Linked DNA regions of Homo sapiens: region 2 is linked to region 1. Evidence: chromatin contacts called from ENCODE Hi-C or POLR2A ChIA-PET data. All regions are on one chromosome and are shown on one strand. Each heading gives the region's core, a stretch centred on a gene start or an enhancer-like site at or near the end of the contact. The rest is flanking DNA. Distances are from core to core; before and after follow the strand shown.

Region 1 (4,080 bases), core at 1,581-4,080:
CCCCCAGAAAATGCTGAAAGAACAGTGAGTAGAAAACAAAAAAGGCATGATGATGTGGATGCTGGGCAGATGGATGGGACCCCTCAGGAATTGAGTAGCTCACTCATTAAACCTAAGCCTTACAGATCAAAATACTTTATCAAACCCTCATGGAAATATTTTAAGCACGTGGTTGCTTGCAAGAAGTCAAAACCATAAATGTAAATGATCTAAGAACGAAGAGTATGTGGTATTTAACCTGGCAGTACATGACATGCAGTATAGTTTATTGCTTGATAAATGGCTGGTCTAAAATTAGAGAATTGGGCTAAAGTTAGAGAATAAAATTCAAGGAGATCCACGATGTTCTTGTTCTAATCAGAGGTTGTTCAGTTATCCAAAAGAGAAACCCACTCAAAGCAGTTCAGTTTAGAACTGGGGAGTGGAAGGATAAAGGGGAATCTTGTGCACTGGAAAGGCTCCCAGTCTCTGGTACCCCTGTCTGTCTCTCATCTCCATTTCTCACTGAGAATGTCCCATGTTCCTCTCTTGAAGCTAGCTTTCCCAGCAACCCTGCAGCCTCCTCACTCAGTCTTGCCTCCTTCTGCCTTGCTGCTGTGGCTGTGCTGACCTGGCCCCTGTCTATGTGATGATGATGGTTAATTTTATGTGTCAACTTGACTGAGCCATGGGGTACCCAGAGAGTTGGTCAACATTATTCTGTAGGTGTCTGTGAGGGTGTTTCTGGAAGAGAGGAACATGTGAATGTGCAGGCTGGGTGAAGAAGATGGTCCTTCCTAACGCGGGTGGGCCTCATCCCATCAGTTGAAGCTCTGCATAGAACAAACAGGCTGACCCTCCCCTGAGGAAGAGAGACTTCCCCTAGCCTGTCAGCCATTGCCTTTTTTCCTGCCTTTGGATTTCGGGTAGGTCTCTCCTGGGTCTCCAGCTTGCCACCTGCAGATCTTGGGACTTGGTAGCCAACCTCCATAAGCATGTGAATCAATTCTTAATAAAAAATTTCTCTCTCTCTCTCTCTCTCCCCCTCCCACACACACATGATGCATATTTATATCATATATATATATACACAATGAACTACATCCTATTGACTGTGTTCCTCGGAGGAGCTTTTACTAATACAGCCGTTGCATGGATTCAGGCTCACAGATTCCTTGGCTGTACTCTCTAAGTCTCAGTAGAATTCCTGTGGAAGAGTGACTCTGATTTTCTCTCAGCCGGGTGACTGTGGCCCCATCAGCCCTGGAGGGGCATCATGTGGCCTCTGGGAGCCACCCCACTCAGATTAGGGACAGGGCAGGTTCTTGAAGGTATTATGGGTGGAGAACAAATGAGTCACATTCTCTCACAGATTTCCTTTCCAGTTAATAGAACTAACTTCACTTTTATAGACTTGAGAAGAGATTTTTGCACTCTTTATGAGGCCACCATGGGGCTTATATATCTGAGTGTTTCATTTCCCAAAAGGCTGGTACAATAAATGGCTCCCTTCTGACCTTCACTTGCTTTCCAATTAAAAAAAAAAAAAAACAGGAATAGCAACACTTTGAGCTTATTCTTGCAAATGTCCTTTGATGCAGTTTAGGAACAATACTATTGTTCCACCATTGCCCTCCTAGAGCACTGGGCCCGGAATCACCGGGGCCAGGAACCACTAGTTCATTATGGGCTCTTCTCTCTACCAGATATGTGACATGGGGCCTCAGTTTTCTCCTCTGTAAGAGGGGGTTAGCACTCACTGCTGGAGATACAACGAGTGTTGTACAAAGCCTGCTGACAATTTCATTCCATTTAAATGTTAAGATTGTTCAAGAATTCCAGGATATCTTAGCTAGAAGCTACGTTCATTGTAAAGATAATGAAACTGAGACTCAAAGAGACAGTATTATTGATGCGGACATAAACAATGATTCTCACAATTCTCTGGTTTGTTCTGCTCTGACCCTTTCACCTTCCACAAGGCGGTTTGTTTTCTTAGCTGGGAGGGTCAGGGATCCCAGGCTGCCTCACTTCTTTTCTTTTCTCTTTTTCTCTTTTTTTTCTTTTCTTTTCTTCTCTTTTCTTTTTCTTTTCTCTTTTCTTTTTTCCTTCCTTCCTTCCTTCTTTCCTTCTTTCTTTCTTTCTTTCTTTCTTTCTTTCTTTCTTTCTTTCTGTCTTTCTTTCTCTTCCTTTCTTTCTTTCTTTCTCTTCCTTTCTTCCTTTCTTTCTCTTTTTTTTTGTGTGTGTATGAGTGCAGCTGAAGCTAGCAGGTCTCTTCCTCCTTTTAAGGACTTTCTTCCTTTCCCTGGGGCCACTCATTGGACCCCCTCTGAGGTTAGGTGTGCGATCTTCCTCCTTTATAAGGAATCCAGGGCAGCAAGCTGCTCTTCTCAGGGCAGACTTGCCTACGGCAGGCAGGGCTTAGACTCCTATGACAGGAAGAGTCAAAAGCTGTAGATCTGAGTGAGGCTTCAGTCTGTGGCAGGGAAAAGGCACACCACACAGGCGTGCCAGCCCTGTGGCCAGGTTTTTCGGGATGTACGGTTTGGCAGAGCCGAGCCTGGGGTGCCCAGAAAACAGCTTTTGATGTAACGCCATAGAGGTTTTTGAACTCGGCCTGCAATGCCTTTAATCTCTCTTGGCTCCGATTTCCCAGGTTAATTTCCTGACATCTAAGGAGCTTTGTTTAGCGTGTGTAGCTTCCTGCCTTTTATGTCAGAGCCTGCGAACTGACGGAATCGTGGAGTGAGCCAAGAAACTGGGGGTGGGGGCAAGCCTTGGAGGCTCTCTTCCTTCTTTATTTTCCTTAGTCGCACACTCACCCTTAGTCACTTTTTTCCTTGGATATTAGCACAATAGAAGCCTCCTTATGTAAGATGTAAAAGCAGGGAGGGAGGGACCTGGGAGGGCTTGGTGAAAGAGCCTGGTCATTGTGTGAGTGAAGTCCTGGGGGAGGTTTTACTCTGGTTTTGCTATTTTGCAGTGATATCTAATTAATGCCTTTGGGGAGCAGTCACTGAGGGCCAGGGCCCTGTGTCCCCCCATCCCAGTTCTCTCCACTCTCTTTTCTCTGCCATTCAAAGACCCTGGCAACCCCAGACTGATGGAGAGAGACAGAGTGAGTGATTACCCCCACTCCGTTGCCTGGCGTGTGCTAACTCCTCTCTTTCCCCTCTCACCTCCATCTTCTCAAAGGGTGGCCTCCTCACCAGTTCCTCATTTACATTCTCTTTATTTGCTTGACATTACCATTCTATCAGAATTTGCTCAGCTGCTTGTTTATCCTTTGTGTGGGTGAGTTCCAGCGTTTCTGGCCGCTTCTGGACAGCTGGCCTGTGCCTCTTTGACTTAGTGCATAGGCACTGAGCAGGCACCTGAGTAAGTGTTTTAAATTGTGGCAGATGTTGCAACACTTACCTCTTTCCAGGGGCTGTGGTGAGGCTCAATTAACATTTCAGACACCCACACTGCAAGTGCAAAGTAGTTAAGTTTGAGAACTCAAATGTAAAGAAAACAAACCGATCTCTTACTCAGTAGCGGCCGAATTCATTAGCTGGGGAGATGTAGGGAAGCCCTCCTGCCACTTAGGAATTATTTAGAGAATATTAGATGAGAAGGGACATCAGAGAGCATCTCCTATAAGCCCACTATTCCTGGGTCCATGTTGGCCATTTTGCTCTTTGTTTTTATAGCCATTGAGTCCTCAGTGCCCAGGGCAGTCCTTGCCATTCAGCAGGGGCTCAGAATTGATTGTTGAGTGAATAACTGTGACTACTCACACCCTGGCATCTCACAGAGGAGCACAGATCTACTGAAGTTAGATGGGATTAGGAAGATTACAGCCTGTCTCCTGCCTCCGAAGGGAGTGACTTTCCACTTAATTGACTTGTTTGTTTTGGTTGTCTAGTGTGGATCCCTGACTGCTTCAAAGGCACTCAAGCTCAGTCTGAGGGCCTTTAGGAAGCATCTCAGAACTCCCCCACTTGCTGAGGAAAGCCCAGGTGGGCACCAGCAGGACACCTGAGGCCATCTTTGTGGCAATTAAGAAGACTTGTTGAGATTGGAGGTGCGAGTGGGGGTGAGTCTCCCTCAGGCTTGGCT
Region 2 (4,257 bases), core at 413-2,912, 99 kb before region 1:
ATTCCCAAACCCTGTCATCACCTCCCTGCAAGGTTCTTGAGAGAGAAAAATGCAAAAAAGGTAAGGCTCAGTAGGTGGGCTTGTGGCCAGGTGGGGGCACTGGGCTCAAATTTCCAAGGGGAGCCCTGGCAAGCTGGGCAGACACTCCCATTTCCTTGTTTCCTCATCATCCTTCAAATTCATATGAGCACCTACAATCTTTCAAGCATAGGGGAGAGAACAGTGAACAAAACAGAGCCCCTGTGCTCCTGAAGCTTATATTCTAGTTGGGGAAACAGAAAATAAATAAATAAAGATATATATACCAGCATAGGAGATGGTGGTTAGTGCTGTGCAGAAATCTGCTACGGCACGTGGTGGGCAGAATGTGTGTGTGTGTGAGCGTGCGCACGTGCATGTACATGCTTTACTATAGTTAGTGGTGTCAGTGAGGGCTTTTTGAGGAGTGACATTTGAAGAAAGAGCTGAGTGAATTTGAGTCATGGAAATATTGAGGGGAAAAGCATCGGGTGAAAGGAAGAGCATGTGCAAAGGCCCTTTGGTCTCACGCCGGGGGGTGGAGGCAGGCTTCGGGCCTTATCATAGAGGTCTGGGCAGCGTCATTTCTCTCCCCCTCAACGCTTGCCAAACCCTGGCCACTTTTTGGACACATACCCAACAATTTTTTAAATTATTATTTTTAATTGTGGTGAAATGCACATAAATTTAACATCTTAGCCATGTTTAAGTGTACAATTTGGCGGCATTAAATATATTTATTATTGTGCAACCGTCATCATTTCCGGAATGTTCTTATAATCCCAAACCAGAACTCTGTGCCCAGGAAACACCAGCTCCCCGTTCCTTCCTCCCCTGAGCTGCTGGCAGCCACTGTTTCCTTTCTGTCTCTATAAATGGGACCACTCCAGGTACCTCACACAAGTGGAATCACACAGTATCTGTCTTTTTGTGAGTGGCTTATTTCGCTTAAGCATAATGTTCTCCAGGTTCATCCATGTGGGGGCATGTGTCAGAATGTCCTTCTTTTTCATTGACGAATAGTGTTCCATGGTGTGGATGTGCCACGTTTAGTTTACCCGTTCATCCTCTACGGTTGGTGGACACCTGGGTTGCTTCTGCCCCTTGGCTATAGTGGATAATGCCTCTATGAACATGGCTGTACAAGAATCTCTCCAAGTCCCTCTTTCAGTTCTTTTGGGGACATTCCTAGAAGTAGATAGACAGTTTTAGCTCCCTTTTCCTTGAGTTGATCCACTGTGCTTTGCACGCTGCCCCTTGTTAGTTTATGTCACTGTTAGGGAGAGCGTGTTGATCGGCTCACCTGTTTCCCTCCTCTCAGCTGTAAGTTCCTGGGGAATAGGGAGTGGTGCTTGGCACTGCACCCCCTGATGCCATGGAAGGCGCACAGTCTGTGCCCCAGCAGGATTTATTCAGTGAGCAAGTCTGGAAAGGGCTGCTCCAGAAGGAGGGTGAAGGCTGGGCTGCACAGAGCCTGCACCTTCTTTGTATTTTTACATTGGGCTTCTCTGACTGCCCCTAAAATAAAAATGGGGATAATCCATTTTCCTGTGAGAGAAATGAAAACCCACGAAGACTAAATGTCCTGCCCGCTGTCCAGGTGCAGTGAGGGGCGTGGCCGGGACCAGAATCCCTGCTTCCCTGTTCTCTAGTCAGTGCTGCTGCTGGAAACCAGAGTCTTCTTTTGTTTTCCCTCTCACCTCTGGCTGCCTCTCTCTCCCCTCAAAGGTCAGAGCAGTGCCAAGGACAGAAGAGAGAGTAGATCCAGCCTTGGCCCTGCTAGGCTGGGCAGCCTGGCAGGTAGAGTCAGCAGGGATAGAGCTTGCTTTCCTGTTCACGATCTTCAGCCAAGTTCAGGGAGGTCTGAATACTGAGGCCTTCATAGCCACTGCACCCCAGGTAGCTCAGGAGAACCTCCGAGCGCAGGAGTGCAAAGGCTGGCATTCTTCAGGCTCTGAGGCTGTCCCTTCCGGTGGAGGTGAACTGCTTCTTATTGATGTGGACAAGACTGTGGGTATGTGTCTGAGTGTGTGGAGGTGATATAGAGAGGCCTAAGGGGTGTGTGTGTGTGTGTGTGTGTGTGTGTGTGTGTGTGTCAGGGGGTGAGTGTGTGTATGAGAGAGGCAGAGGCAGCGGGAGAGAAAGAGAGCGCAATGCAGAGAAGAAAGCAGAACCTTCCTCATAGAGTTTTGGGGGTTACGTGATCTGAAAAGCACTTGAAACAGTACCTTGCTCACAGCAATGGCTGCGTTGATGATTTTTATTGTTATAGAGGCACAGACACAGAGAAAGGCAGAGAGGGAGAGGGGAGAGTGGGGAAGGAAGGTGGGAGGCGGCAGGAGCGAGGAAGAACTACATTCTGGAAACCTCAGAGATTTAACAAAAGGGTGGAATCTGGGAAAAGCTCCCCTGCCTGCTTGTTCTCTTATAAAGCTGATTATGCTTACCTTCCTCCCCCATGGTATTTTAAACTTAAATAACACAGTCTCCATTGTGTAAAGCAAAATAATTTTCCAGATTCCCTGTGTACCTCAGTGCACCATGCTTAGGGAATCTGCCCGGCAACACAGACAGACTGTGGGAGTATGCCGCGGAGGCTGCGTCCCCCGCTTGCTGGTTAGGGTGCTCCTGTGTGCCCAGCCTTCCAGGTCTGGCCTCCCCCCAGCCCCCCAGCCAGCCCCCAACACAAATCATTTGGGCTTTATCTTATCTTTAGCAGGAGAATGCTTCCCAGATGTGTAGGATTAATGGTGAATATTACACAGCACCCCCTGGACAGAGATGGGTCCTGGGTGACTCCAGGCCCTAAAAACCTTTCTCCAGCGTGGACTAGCGGGGAGCTCCAGTCCCCACCTGAGAGTTGAAGGAGCATCCCCTCCCTGCTTTGCGATGGCTCCAGAGACAAGACGTGTGCCCTGCCCCCACCCCACATTGTCTACTTTGATTTACAGCACAGCCATCACAGGGGGACCTTTTTGGTTAACATTTACAAAAGTGCTTTCTGTCTGGTTTCTAGATGGAGACTGACAGGATCCTGGCTTGGGGGCCTTCCGGCAGGGCTGGCTGCTGGGCTGGCAGGCTCTGGCGCTCCCCTTCCCCAGAACTGACTTTGTTCCTGGCAGCCATGGTGGCTGCACTAACCACATTCTGCCTCCACCTTTGCACTAAGAAAAGCAAATAAGCAGACCACAGAACTGTTTGCATTTGCCCCAGATGCTCCCTGGCTGCGGGAAGAGGTCAGTAGGGAGCATGCAGGGAGAGGGGAAGGGAGACCAGCTTCTGCAGGGAGGGCACGCTGGAATCTAGGCTTGGGGAGGGACGAAGGGAAGGCTTGTCCAGCCCAGCACAAGCCTGCGGAGGGGCACTGTGGGCACAGTGCATGAAGTCTGAAGAGGTGATGTGCTAGATACCCCAATCCCTGGCATATTCTGCATTTCAAAACAGAGAATAAGTAGTCTTGCCACTATAAAGTGGCAAGAGCTGTTCCTTAGCAAGAGAAAGAGAAACAGAGACAGAGAGAAACAGACACAGAGAGACAGAGACGGAGACAGAAAAATACACAGAGAAATGGAGAGACAGAGAGAGAGACATACAGAGAGACAAAGGCGTAAAGAGGCCCCCCGCACCCTAGGGATATGTTGTCAAGGGTGGCTTTTTTGTTATGAAGATTGCAGCCTATTTTGCACGGCTGGCCGGCCTGGGGCTCCTGCCGTCATTGCTGCCCCAGGGAAGGCTGCTCGCTGGCTTACTCCCATCCCCTTGCCACTGGCAGCAAAACCAAGCTGGGTTATGACATCAGCGACTTTTCCCCTTCTCAGCCCCAGGGTAGATGGGCCAGGTTGGAAAGCAGCAGGAAACTTTTCCAACACTAACAAACAATGAGCTCAGGTAGCAAGCCCTGATATTAGAAAACGGGAGGGACCCTTAGGGGTTTCACTCAGCCTGAAAGGGAGCCATGTCTTTCCCAGAGCCAAGTCCCAGTCCCTTTTCAGGGCAGCCAGCCAAGCTGGGAGATTGGGAGCTGGAAAGATGTCCCCTGAAATACAGGTTTGGTGACTCTAACCGTGAATGGCCCCGATTCACAGGGGAGGGTTGCTGTTCCTTTGCCATCCTTTGCCTATTTGCAGCACTTGCTGAAAGATAGAAAGAAACACCGAGACAGGAGCTTGGGCTGTATAGGCAGGGGACAAATGAAATGTTTTCCTACTGTGTAAAAAGTTCAAGTGTTCCCATATATGC

What was found. A loop is a pair of places that touch in the nucleus more often than their neighbours do. ChIA-PET counts read pairs that join two places held with the same protein, here RNA polymerase II (POLR2A).
Region 2: a map of PC-9 shows a loop between it and region 1 (9-fold over the local background). The contact joins the promoter of TUSC8 here to the enhancer-like site in region 1. A Hi-C loop is called at or near these places in 1 of 168 maps with a recorded cell type or tissue (PC-9). POLR2A ChIA-PET finds 5 or more read pairs at or near these places in 2 of 52 experiments (HCT116 and activated naive CD4-positive, alpha-beta T cell).

The regions. Positions count from the first base shown.
Region 1 is chr13:44,305,286-44,309,365 of GRCh38, reverse strand. No RefSeq gene overlaps it. Among named protein-coding and RNA genes, the nearest start is that of SERP2, 66 kb to the left of the region's middle. RefSeq lists enhancers at 2,044-2,667, 2,243-3,442. Within about 2 kb of position 2,830, at least 21 of the 41 ENCODE cell types and tissues checked have a DNase peak (open chromatin) inside an H3K27ac peak, as active enhancers do; they include HCT116 and PC-9, where a contact is called at or near this core.
Region 2 is chr13:44,403,389-44,407,645 of GRCh38, reverse strand. TUSC8 (tumor suppressor candidate 8) reads left to right here and starts at 1,662. Exons shown (of 2, transcript NR_104174.1): 1 at 1,662-2,032.